2 separate regions of the Homo sapiens genome follow, and region 2 is linked to region 1. Evidence: chromatin loops called from intact Hi-C (ENCODE). Cell type or tissue: OCI-LY7. All regions are shown on one strand. Links, peaks and the distances in the headings refer to the core of each region. The heading gives the core; the rest is flanking DNA. Region 1 holds the start of LOC105374282 (a long non-coding RNA gene). Region 2 overlaps OPA1 (OPA1 mitochondrial dynamin like GTPase).

Region 1 (8,850 bases), core at 3,784-6,283:
CAGGAAAGGGAATGTTAATTTTGTTGACAAATTTCAGTATCCCAAAGCCCCAGGTCTTAATTCATTGTCAAACTCTCGGTCCTGAGCCTGCATACTCCCCTTGTGCTCCTAATTAGTCTTGTCATGAGCTCCTATGCTGTTGTCTTAAACACAGCCCTGTGTCCTGGGAGCCAAAGGGCGCTTTGGGGTGCGTAGTGCTGTATTTGTGTATATTTAAAAAAAATAGTCATCGCTCGTCTTGCTGTGGCCGCCATCATTTTTCCGTGGAGGTGTTGCCATAGAGATGTTGTCTGATCCATCTCTATTGATATCACCCTTTAAAGGGGCCCCTGAATAGGCACTGAGGTAGGTAAATGTATGCAGTGACATTGAGCGGATGATTCTATTCTGAAAAATTCCTGCACCATTTGTTTCTGTGCTTGTCTGAGGGCCGGGACACGGTGTTGGGTTTTGTTGCACGTGCTCTCTTCACAGGCCCGGAGTTAATGCAAGCCTTGTTTGAAACCACTGAAGCAGAAATTTCTCTGCTGCCAAGGACAAAAGCTTCACAGGCCACCTCGGAGGCTGCTTTGGGAAGGCCGTGTCTCCGGGGCTCCCAAAGGAAATGGGAGATAACCGGGAGCAGGGAGGAGCACCTCAAATTCCCCCAGCCCTCCTAGACTGTCTGGACACATCTGGCCCCCTCTCTTCTGGGGAAGTGCTGGCCTCTCCAATCAGAGGTTTTGATATAATTTGCCCTTTTCCAGCCTGTTGAGAGAAATTGTCTGAAAGATAGGCGTGCTTTTCTGTCCGTGGTATTAAGTGTGTATTTGTACATCTTCTCTGCATCTTTTCTGTCTCACATCATGGGGGAGAAGCTCTCTTATAAACAACAGTCACAGTTACACTGATTCACACCTTTACGTTTAAACCAAATGATACCACGTTCTCTTCCTACTCTGAGAAAAAGAAAGGGAGGAAGAAAAGACACAAGGGGGGAAGGATTTATTGAATGCCCTGTGTCCTGAAATAGTGTCGGGGACTTGGTAAGTCATAATAAACCAATTTTGTTGAAAAAATGAACAAGGGACTATTTAAAGCCAAGCATTGTGCTAGGAGTTTCCAAAAGTATTTTCTGTACTCTTCTCAGCTCTGTGATAAAGGAGTTGTTAGCCCCTTTTTACAAAAAGATTGAGTGACTTACCCAAGACCGCACAGAAGAGAAGCAGTGGCCCCTGGACTTGAATCTGGGTCTTTTTCCCAGACTCCAGCAGCTCTGCCCCAACTCTATTTGGTGGCCTCTGCCCATGGGCCGGTGCTGTGGGAGGTAGGACTGCTTTCTCACTTCTGGGCACGAGGGTAGAGTGGATGGGGCTCCACTTTCCCCATGCTCCTTGCTCCGACCCCTGTTCTTGTCCATTTGGCCGTGGCCAGCCCCTGCCTGGTGTTAGCAGCATCGTAGAAGGGAGGCTTATGAGGACAAAAGCAGAAATTGCAAAGTTATGGACATTTCCTGAGCCTCGAGATTAGCTCCAGGGTGGTTTTTGTAACAGTGGTTCTGGCCCCCAGATGTCTGCTTCTCTGTCAAGTTACCCCATGTGTGGGTCGTGTCTGCTGAAGGCTTAGCAGGAAGGCAGGGGATAAGCATTTTTTTTTTCCTTTGGGAACTGTGGCATGTGGATTTTGGACATGGAACTTCAGTGTTCATTCATCCTTTCATTCATTCACTCACTCCTAACTTCATTACTTCATTTATTCATTCATATACTCAATCCACACTCTATGTAGGACATGAGCCAGGCACAGATGTCCAGCATGAAGCATGCAGAAATGAGTAAGGCAGGGGCCCTATTTCCCATCCACTAAGAAATGTTTAATAATAGCACCAAAAATAACAACAGTTAACAGCTTTATCATTTACAGAATGCCCTCACAGCTCTCATCCAATCTTCACCACATAAATTGTGGTAGGAACTATTGCTAAATGGATTTCATAGATAAGGAAAACAACACTCAGATTTGGCCAAAAAGTCAGTAAGTGGCTGGGGTGAGTTTGCACCCCAGTCCTTTGATCCCAGGTCCTGTGTGGTTTTGAGTAGCCCCAGTGTTTCCCCTCTGCATTTCTCTGTCTGCCACTTTATGACCAAGGAGTCAGCCCATTTTGGATAATGAAACCACCTAAACCCACTCTGTTTGACTCCTTCGAATAGTGGGGAAAGGGTGGCATTTCGCAGAACTCTTCAGGAGAGGCTGCTTTGTTTATGTTCTTGAGAGTTCACAAGTGGGTTGCAAGGGTCCCCCTATTTTGGACTAAAGTAGTGATTTTCAATTTTGTCTGTACATTGGAAGCTTGCAAACACTCAGGCCTGGGCCCCATCCCAGAGATGGTGATTCACTGGCTTGAGATGGGGTCCAGGCAGTATGTTTTTCTGTCCACATCCATTCTGAGCTAGGGTGTTCCTTGGCCCTACTCAAAATGCTCAGTTTTGGCCTGTTCTGCAAATATCCTCTGACTGGAAGGGAATGCTGAGAGGAGGGAGGTGTATGCCCCAGCAGCCGTCTGGGCTTAAGGGATCTCATGCCCTGCTAGGCACCAAGCTAGAGCGGAGGGTCCCTCATGGATGGCCTGGTGGACACTGCAGGTTAACATTTAACTAGCAGTACTCTGGGAAACAGGTCTAATGTCTGACGTTAAGGGTTGCCTTCAGCGGCCCAGAAAATTCCTGTTAAATTAGAAAATATGATGTCACTGCTATCCTGTACAATACTTACAGGGGTAATGACACTGTGTCCGGGAGAGGAGGCATGAGAATGGAAAAGACAGACCACTTCTTTGCATAGGGCTCCCAGTCTGGAGGAAAAATACATACAGAGATCATTTCAACAGAATGGGACATGGGGAATCGGGACCGACTCTGCCTACAGAGGTCCAGGAAGGATGAACCACAGAGATGTCCATGATTTGGTTTTGAAGGGAGGGTTGGATTTCTCCTGGCCCGACTGTGGGAGGTGCTTTGCAAATGGAAGGCACAGCAAGAACAAGGCAAATCGTGCTCAGGAAAAGCGAGACATCCAGCAGGAGCACAGGGGGAAAGGTGAAGCTAAGCCTAGAAGGTTGCAGGTTTGCAGCTTTATTCTAGAGTCAAGAAAGAACTGGGAAAGGATTTCAAGCGAGGGAATGACAAGGTCTGTGTCTTGGGAAGAGCAGCTGTGCCGTAATGTGGAGAATGCATTGGGCTTACAGTGATTGATTCCAATGAGCAATGGAGATTGAAGGGACAGAGACTAATTCAAGCTATCGCAGGGCCAGAACTGGGTGGTGGCTGAAGGTTGGAGAGAAGAGGCCAGAGGAGGATGCTCGTGTCAAGCCCCTTGGAAAGGAGAGAATGGGACTATTTATAATGAATTAGCAGCCAGCAGCCGCTCCTGTCACTGCTGTTAGAAAACTGGCCTTTGACCTCGGAAGGGTCCATCCTCCAACTGCCACTCCCTGGCTCACTGCAGAGTCATGCAAGGTGATGCTCCCCCATAACTATGGTCTCGATGCATCTCAGATTCTAGCCCCTCAGCTCCCTATGGGGGTTAATCTGCATCTGAACGTACTGGTGCAGGCATTCTCACATGTGGGGCCTTAAATGTTAGAGTCTCTCTTGCTGACCAAATGCTCTGGGCTCCCCAAGGCTGAGAGCTATTAGGGAAACAAAGGAAAGCCCTTTTAATTAGGCTCTCTGCATTTCCCCGCAGGAGAGGGAGGAGGGGCGCAAGAGCCCCAGTTGTTCTGGTGATTAGATACAACAGGGGAGAAGTTTAAAACATCTGGGTGTATTTATACCTCCAAAGCCATGACCGAAACACGTGAGGATTCAAAGGAGCTGAGCCTTCCACTGGGCTTTTGTTTACGTTTATTGGCAGATGCCTGGGAGGATCCAGGGTTGATGGGAAGTCTCAGGGGCAGCCCTTCCTCAGTCTCTGGAGACACTCACCTTCCCCTCCCCCTCCCGCCAGAGCCCAGGCCTGGGGAAGAGAGGAGGGAGACTTATTATTCTAGAAAGTTACATTTATAGTGTTGTTCAGCACACCACTTAAAAAAAATTTATTTCAGGTTTAGGGATATATGTGCAGGTTTGTTATGTAGGTAACTTGTGTGTCTCAGGGGTTTGCTGTACAAATTGTTTTGCATCCAGGTACTAAGCATAGTACCTGTTGTTTTGTATCCAGGCACTAAGCATAGTACCTGTTGTTTCGCATCCAGGTACTAAGCGTAGTACCTAATAGGTAGTTTTATGATCCTCACCACTTTGTTTCTTAACCAAGTATCCCACTTTATACCCAGCAGGCACACTGAGGGATGGGAACTAGCAGACTGGTCTCCAGCAGGTTTTAGACTTGCAGTTAAGAACTGTGTTAAAACTCGCAACCAATTTTCTGTAATACATAAATACATATCCTTAAAAAAAAGGCGGGGAGAAGGAGCAATGAGTGTTTATAGAGATTTGTCCTCAGTAGTCACTGGCAAATTCAAACGGAAGACTATAGATGAAGACAAAGATTTCAGTGGTCTCTGTTTTGCAGCATCTGGCAAAATTCAGATGTCATTGAGACTCTGCAGTGGTTGAATGTCCTTTTCTACAAGTTATGGCTAGTGTAAGCTATTAGAAAAAAATGTCAATAAAAGAAGGCAAGATTCTTCTCATTTGATACCCCAGTGCGGATCTTCTAGAAAAGTCACCTCTATGCAAATCCTCTCACCCTGACAGCCGCAGAGGACAGGAAGCCCTTCCCCTGGCTGATGTCACATTTTTTTTTTTTCTGAGAACGACTACTTTTCAAAAAGGCATTTAGAACAAATTGTGCCGTTTGAGAGAAGACAGGGATAGAACAGAAACCGTCAAGCTTTAATTTCCCTGCTAATTAATGCTTGATCATCTATCCTTTTATGATTCTTGACCCCAGAAGGAAAATTTATTAGTACTTTTAGATTTTGCACAGTCGTGCTAAATGAGGCATGTAATGCATTAATTTAGTGCCTCGTTAGCATAAACAGGGCCTCCCCAGCCCCACCCCCCATTCCCCATGGAAGGTTTCTCTGGAGCTGTAGGGAACTTACCTAGCACAGAATGCATTATTTGGCTCTGGTGTCTGAGAGGCCATAGCCAAGGTGGGGGCTTGCCCTACCCACCCTGGGGGATTCAAACATCAGACCTGTCTCTCCTTTTAATGAGAACATTTAAATCCCAAAGGCTTCAAGCCACTTCACACCAGTCCTCATCTTACAGAAGGCCCAGTCTGTGCAACTACTTTTCAGCATCTCAGTCCTACCCCTCAAATCAAAAAATGAAATCTTAACCCTAGGAGGGGATTTCTGTTGGTTGGGATAGTGAACTGTTGGTGTCCTAGCTGATTCAGGTCATATTCAGCACAGGCATTTAGCCTAGATATTTACCTGGAATAGAAGCCAGCTCAGTAAATGCCCAGGTTTGCTGCAGGTACGTTTAAAACCCTGCAAAGGATGCTTCAAGTTGATGCAGTCCAGCACCCTGTGTTTTAACGGAGGCAGAGAATTGTGGAGAAGTTTGCTGGGCAGGGAGCAGGGACTCTGCTCTGACTCTGCCGCCAACTCCCTTGGGAACTGCGGAAAGGCACTTGCCCTTTCGGACCTCTGCTCTCCCATCTGTTAAACAATCTGTAAATCTCATGTCTAAGGTCCCTTCCGGTTTTGACATTCCATCATTCAACGTGCTGAGAATGCCAGGGGCAGACTGCGTGAAAGAGAAAGTCTATCGCTTTGGGCAAATCTATTTTTAGGAACATAACCCAAGAAGATAATTAGATGTACACATGAAAATAAGGTATTTATGAGATTACAAAAGACTGGTTAAATAAAATATAGTATATCTATATGACACAATCCTATGAAACCATTAAAAATAACACCATAGAATAGTATAGTCATGGAAAGACATTCGTAATATTTTGTTTTGCAAAAATCCAGGGCTTTTAAACAAGACTTCACACAGGATAATAGTTTTGCAAAAATATATCCAAAAAATATGCCTAGAAAGAGATCTGAGGGGATCTACACCAAACTGTTAATATCTATCTTTAGGTAGTAGGGTTTTAGGAGATATTTGTCTTTTTTATAATTTTCTGTATTTCCAATACAGAAAATGAAGGTGTATCATTCTTAGAAAAAATACAAGTGTGTATCATTCTTGGAAATTTACTTAAAATGAATGTGTATCATTCTTAGAAAAAAATATTAAAATTATTTAAAAGAAACAAAATTTTGTTCTTAAATATGTGTATTCTTTTCACATCTCATTTTTCAGATACATGAAATGGCAGCTACGAAACATCTTAAAAGGTCAGAAAATAAATGAATTGTTGGCTAGAGGTCAGCCAACAATAAAAAATTTGGATGATCAAAACTGCTTGACATATATACAATGCTAGGTGAGTTAATTTTATTAAGGCTGAAGAGAAAAAAATGTATAAAGGTTTTCAAATGAAGAACCTGGCCTGACTGGCATGTGTCCTTATTATGATCCCAGCGTGTCCATCTTGCAGAGGGCTTAAAGATGATCCACATCAGCTCCCACATTACACAGACAGGTAAGGCACTTGCTCCAGGTCTGGGAGCTGTTTACAGCAAAGCCAGGACTAGAACCCTGTGTCCAGCTCTAGCTCCCATCTCAGGGCCAAAGCTACAAGGACACCCGCCCTCTCCGTGTGACCATGGAGGATGCCGGGGCTGAGATTTCCTTCCTGGAGCGCTCCAGGTATGCATTCTGACGGCTCACGTTACTTTCTTCTCAGTGGCGGTCCTTGGCTCTAGAATGTGATCTCCTTGGAGATAGACATGGCACTAGGCGTGCGGATCCTGTCTGGAGTGGGCAGAGCTTCTTCTAGAATACCAGGGCTTCCTGCCACATTCTCTTCACTGCACGGCAGTTTGTCTGTGTTCTCTGAAGTACTCTTCTGGGTTAATTTGCCCTAAGGGAGGAGAGCAGAGATTGGAAAAGTCAAAATATTAGATTACGTGAATATCGCTTATAAATTACTTGGAAATTCAATTCTACCACTATCCCCTGAGAATGTCCTCATTGCTGGGAACTGTCCTCACTGCTGGATCTTTGGGAGGAAGGAGGGTGATGAAAGGAAAGAGGAAGATGCTGTAGACACTGCCGCTGCACTCCAGGGTCTCAGAATCTGAGTGGGGGAATAGTCAATGGGAAGAAGGAGCTGTAAAATAAGGCAGCCTAGAAGAATGTGAAAAGGTACAAGCCGAATACAACACCAGCAGACTCAACAGGGATTGTTTAGTTTGGAGGGAGGAGGTCCCTAAAGGCTTCCAGGAAAGGATGGCATTTGAGATAGGTCTTTGGGAAATGGGATCTCAACATTTAGAGACAGAGAAAGGAGCATTTGAGGTTGAGGGAGCTGTGAGTGACAGTATGGTCAATGCAGATGCAGAACGGCCTTGGGGGTGGAACTAGAAACAGGTAAGGGGCCAGTGTGGCCGGAACTCAGTGCACATAGGAAAATATGAAGAGAAGGTGTTGGAGGGATGTGGGGTCATGGTTTGAGGTGCTTGAAGAACCCATAAAAGTATCTGGACTTATCCTATATGAAAAAAGGAGGTGTTGCCTGCAGGATTTTGAGGTGAGCTGTGCTTTAGGAATTTTTTTTTTTTCACATTGGAGGGGAAAAGACTAGAGTCAGAAGCAGTCATTTTAGAGAGAAGAAATAATCGTGATGACAGGAAGATCCCAGGTCCCCTGCTTCCAGCTGGCGAGGAGAGAAACCAAGCTCTTTGGTTCTTCTTAGACTTTGTGGCTGCTCTTACAACTTGCTGAGAGAAACTTCTGAGCTGGTGTTTCAGCAGCTTTAGTTAGAAGCCAGGAAATGTAACTAGTGATGTTGGTGGCCCCTCTGCGATGGGTGGAAGGCTGGCGTCCTCCCCACTACCATGCAGGAGAAATTGTGCTCCCACGCTAACAGCTGGGACCCCAGTGTGGTCCTGAGTCGGCGACTGTAAAGCTACATTTTCCAACTAAGGGATGCCTCAGGAAATAATAAATCTCTCAGGATTTATGGGCCAGGAAATTCTTTCAGGAGAGAAAATAGAGAAGAGGTAAAGCAGAGATGGGGCAAGGCAGGAGAGCAGCTGCCCAGGACCCTCCTGGCACAAATATTGGGCTTGGTGAGTTGCGGAATTGCCCATCAGAACTCATGGCTGAGAAGGACTTGAAGGATAATCTAATAGGATCTCTTTTGCTTTCCCCTTCATTGAACTCATGCTTCCTTCTCTGCAAAGTAAGAAGGTTGAACTCAATGACCTCCAGGGTCTTTGCCTCCAGGTTATTTGATGCTTGTGGTGAAGCCAGTCTTCTCACTAAGGGCTCTGGTTATGCCACATGCCTCATTTTCCCCAGCTGAAAATGCAATCAACCGAGTCACCTATCACCCATGTTTGGGCTGAGGATTAACGATGGGAGGACATCTGGAGACTTCCCTCGGAGGGATACAGCTGGGTCTGATTACCTCTTATTTACTGTCTTTTTACTCTGGAGACGGCCCACATACTCACCCTAAGGAACAATGACAGAAGCATGCAGACCATCCCAACACACCCTCCAAAACACCCCCAGCCCAGCAGCCAGTCGCCATGCATAAAATGCATAAATCCACAAACGCAGACTCGGGCACACACATAGGCACACGCACACACGTCCTCTTTCTTCGCCTTTTCTGCCTGGTGTCTGTCAAACAGTGCATCCCCTTCATTCTCAGAGATCTGAGACCGGCCTTGTTCTGGAGTTGGTGAATTCCAGCACACCCCCTGCCTTCATTCCAAGCTGGAGCTCCGGG
Region 2 (3,631 bases), core at 1,054-3,553, 110 kb before region 1:
AAAATGTTGTTTTTATTAAATTGGATATGACCATTGAGTTCTTTCTCCATTGTCCTCTTTTGTTAATGTGAGAATAAAAATAGTCTACACTTTAGGCTACTTTTTGCTTACCTTCATGATGCTTTTTTTGAGGATGAATTTTAAAAAATACTTTCGGGCCCACGTTTTTTAAAAACTACATTCTCTACTGCTTAGTTAAGATGTAAGGAATTCAAAAGCTCCTTATAATATTAGCTTAAGTGAACACAATTAGAAAAATAAGTCTAGTGGGGAAAGCAATCATTAACAAATTTCAAAGCCACACAAACTCTTTTAAAGATTATGTGCTATTTATGTTTCTGTACTTGAGGGATGAGTATACTTATTTTAAATTCCACCACAGGTCAGAACAAGTAAAAAAATAAAAATAAAATTGGTAAAACTCAAAGCAGTTATATACATCTAGCATTATTTATATATTGAAAATGAGATGAAAGCTAATGATTACATGAGCTGTTTGAGTTGAATGTGGATTTAGGTTTTATTCTTGTTGGTCCCAGCTCTCGTTAACAATAAGTTATATTCAGTTTGACACTTTTAAACGTTATGTGGCACGTTGGTGAATACAGTAGGAGGGATTTTCTCTTCAGAGTGGTATAGAAGAGATGTTACGTGATTTTTTTTTTAAACTTTTTGCTCATGTCTTAGGCAATGAATTGACTGTATGTCTTAATTAGTTTCTAAGACCAAGAAAACCTCAGGTTTTTTAAGTGACAGTTTGTTCAGTGCACTTTGCAAAGCTATAAAATAAGTAGCAAAGTACCACGAGAAGAATATTGCATGGACTAGATATCAGGACATGTGAATTCTAGTGTATTTCCATTATATTAGCTAATAATATGTCCTTTAATAATTGATACCACTTTTCTGACCTCACTTACCTCATCTGTCAAAAGGGGTTGATGTTTTTCTAGTTAACATTATTATTGTTTTGCTCAAAAAAGGACAGAGGGTATTAAAGAATATTGGACACTCAGAGTATCTAGTAATAAAGTGGTAGGGATCATATTGGTATGGTAGCAGTAAAATTTTATAAACAGAAAGGAAATGTTGAGTTGCTAGACATGATCTGAGACCATCTTAAGTTCTAACTCTGTTTTTAGATAAGGCTTTCAACCTCTTTCTGCATTGGTTTCCTCACCTCTAACTAGGGGAAGGTAATACCTACCCTGTCTACTCCACAAGATGATTATTTGATTATAGTAACAGCATTTGTTTAAATCATTGCTAATTTTTAAGTACATAAACTGGTAATGGGTCAGAGTAGTAGTAAATCTAATCTTTGCCTTAAAAAAAGTAAGTGAATAAAAAAATTTGAATAACTATGTAAAGAATAACCTTGCTTTTGCTTTTAATTAACTTTTTTGGTAAATATAATTTTTGTACAACTTCTCAGTGTGGTTGATCAACATGAAGAATATACAGTAACTCTGGGCTTTCTTTTTTCTCATTTTAGATTAAGGATACTTGGCATCAAGTTTATAGAAGACATTTTTTAAAAACAGCTCTAAACCATTGTAACCTTTGTCGAAGAGGTTTTTATTACTACCAAAGGCATTTTGTAGATTCTGAGGTAAGGTTTCCAAAAACAAAGAGAAGTATTTTTAAGCAACAGTTGTCAAAATATGCTTAAAAGTAAACTTTAGCTTAAGCATTAATTTTAAGTCCTTTGATCATCTGGGGAAAAAAAGTATGTGTAATTTATAAAGAATAATCTAACTCTTATATTTTCAAAGATATTTGCCACTTTGTTCGTGATACGTGCATATTATCCCCAATGCTTATAAGAATATGTGAATATAAATAGTAAAAAAAAGTGTGAATATAAATAGTAAAAAAAATAAATAAATAACAGGAAATAGTCCCTTATTCCCTGACCTGTAAGAATTTTAGTTAACATTTTTATGTATTTCTTTTCAACTTTTTCTGTACATAGGGAGAGAGACAGAGAGGGAAAGAGAAAGTGTGTGTGTATCTGTGTGTGTAACATAACCATCCATTTGCATAATGGAAATCATCCTGCAAAACAGTTTTTATCATGCTTTTTTCAGGTGTCATAATTATTTCTTCATATCACTAAATCTTGTTTTAAATAATCATAAAGTTCTTGTATTAAAATGATTCATAATTTAAAGTAACCCCTAGGTGGCAGCAGTCTGATATATTTTCAGCATTTTCTTACAAGCAAAAATGCTTTTAAATATCCTTTTGATAAAGCTCAGTTAATCAACAATCTTATTTAATTGAGACTTCTAACATGCTGTTCTTTTGTTTTCAGTAGATGAACATAAATTTATATTTAAATGCACCTAATTAAAAGTGGCAAGTTTTTTTTGCATAATTTTAATTGTAGAGTGAACTTCTTTCTATAGAAACTTCTGTAGAAAGAAGAAACTTCTGTAGAAACTGCCTTCTGTAGAATAAGCTTCTTTTTAAATACATCACTTTATTTTCACACAGCTGAATTTTAAAAATGGCTTGAGTACAGACTCAAAGAAAAGAGGTTAACCTAAGGACGTATTTAAGATAAACATGGTTAGCTGAAACTAAATATAAATGGAGGGTATATGCTGTGAATTTCAACTTACATACAATGTAATGTAATTTGCTACTACTCAAGCTTATTTACTTTGTCATTAGAATTGAAACAAAGCTATCTAGGTGTCAGACAGATATAAGCCAAATTATGCAGAATTTCATGGCTCCGTACAGAAAGGATTCTGTAGCTTATATCTACAGTATATGCATTAGGTAAATCTGAGTACTTTTTAAGCTTAGGACATATCTACTGGTTCTAGTAGTTGTATGTGTTTACGATGATAGTTTTCATTTTAACTTTGCATCTGGTAATCTTAGTTACTTAATATTTCAGTTGGAATGCAATGATGTGGTCTTGTTTTGGCGTATACAGCGCATGCTTGCTATCACCGCAAATACTTTAAGGCAACAACTTACAAATACTGAAGGTAAGCCACATAGGGACTGCAGTCTTATTTTGACATTAAAAAATAATAGTGGTAATATCCATATTTAATAGAAGGATGCCAAAATACTTCCCAAAAGTAGATTTATTAGAAAAACTGGCCAGGTGTGGTAGCTCATGCCTGTAATCTCAGCATGTTGAGAGGCCGAGGCAGGAAAACCGCTTGAGGCCTGTAGTTTGAGACCAGCCTGGGCAACATTGTGAGACTCTATCTCTACAAACAATAAAATAAATTAGCCGGGCATGGTGGCACACATCTGTAGTTCTAGCTACTTGGGAGGCTGAGATGGGAGGATCACTTGAGCCCTAGGATTTTGAGGCTACAATGAGCTATGATCATACTACTGCACTCTAGCCTAGGTGACAGAGTAAGACCTTGTCTCTTTAAAAAAAAAAGACAAAAATTATTATTTGCTTTTAAAATAAATCATAATTGGAAAAGATGGGTGATAAAACATACCAGGAGTTTATTTTCATTGCATGAAACTCTGTTGGGAATGGACTCCTAGGTATCACTTAGTTTTTTGGGAAATCTGCACTTCCATTAAAGTGTATAGCTTAAGAATATGACATTCTCTGAGACTATATAGGTTTCATGCTGATAAAACT

The links. A loop is a pair of places that touch in the nucleus more often than their neighbours do. Peaks named below come from ENCODE experiments on the same cell type or tissue, not always from the same donor. Only the 100,000 strongest peaks of a DNase experiment are listed, where the experiment ranks them.
Region 2: it touches region 1 in a loop (5-fold over the local background); 14 of 110 quality-filtered maps call a loop at or near these places.

The regions. Positions count from the first base shown.
Region 1 is chr3:193,772,094-193,780,943 of GRCh38, forward strand. It overlaps LOC105374282 (a long non-coding RNA gene), which reads right to left and starts at 292. Exons shown (of 2, transcript XR_924838.4): 1 at 1-292. RefSeq lists an enhancer at 1-1,451 and a silencer at 8,815-8,850. In OCI-LY7, for the core only: no CTCF peak of the experiment used is centred there; a DNase peak (open chromatin) is centred at 4,748; H3K4me3 peaks cover 1,204 bases.
Region 2 is chr3:193,663,385-193,667,015 of GRCh38, forward strand. It overlaps OPA1 (OPA1 mitochondrial dynamin like GTPase), which reads left to right. Exons shown (of 31, transcript NM_130837.3): 27 at 1,496-1,612; 28 at 2,912-3,005. The region is part of intron 4 of LOC102724808 (a long non-coding RNA gene); the gene reads right to left. Among named protein-coding and RNA genes, the nearest start is that of OPA1-AS1, 38 kb to the left of the region's middle. In OCI-LY7, for the core only: CTCF peaks have their summits at 2,205 (motif pointing right) and 2,416; a DNase peak (open chromatin) is centred at 2,197.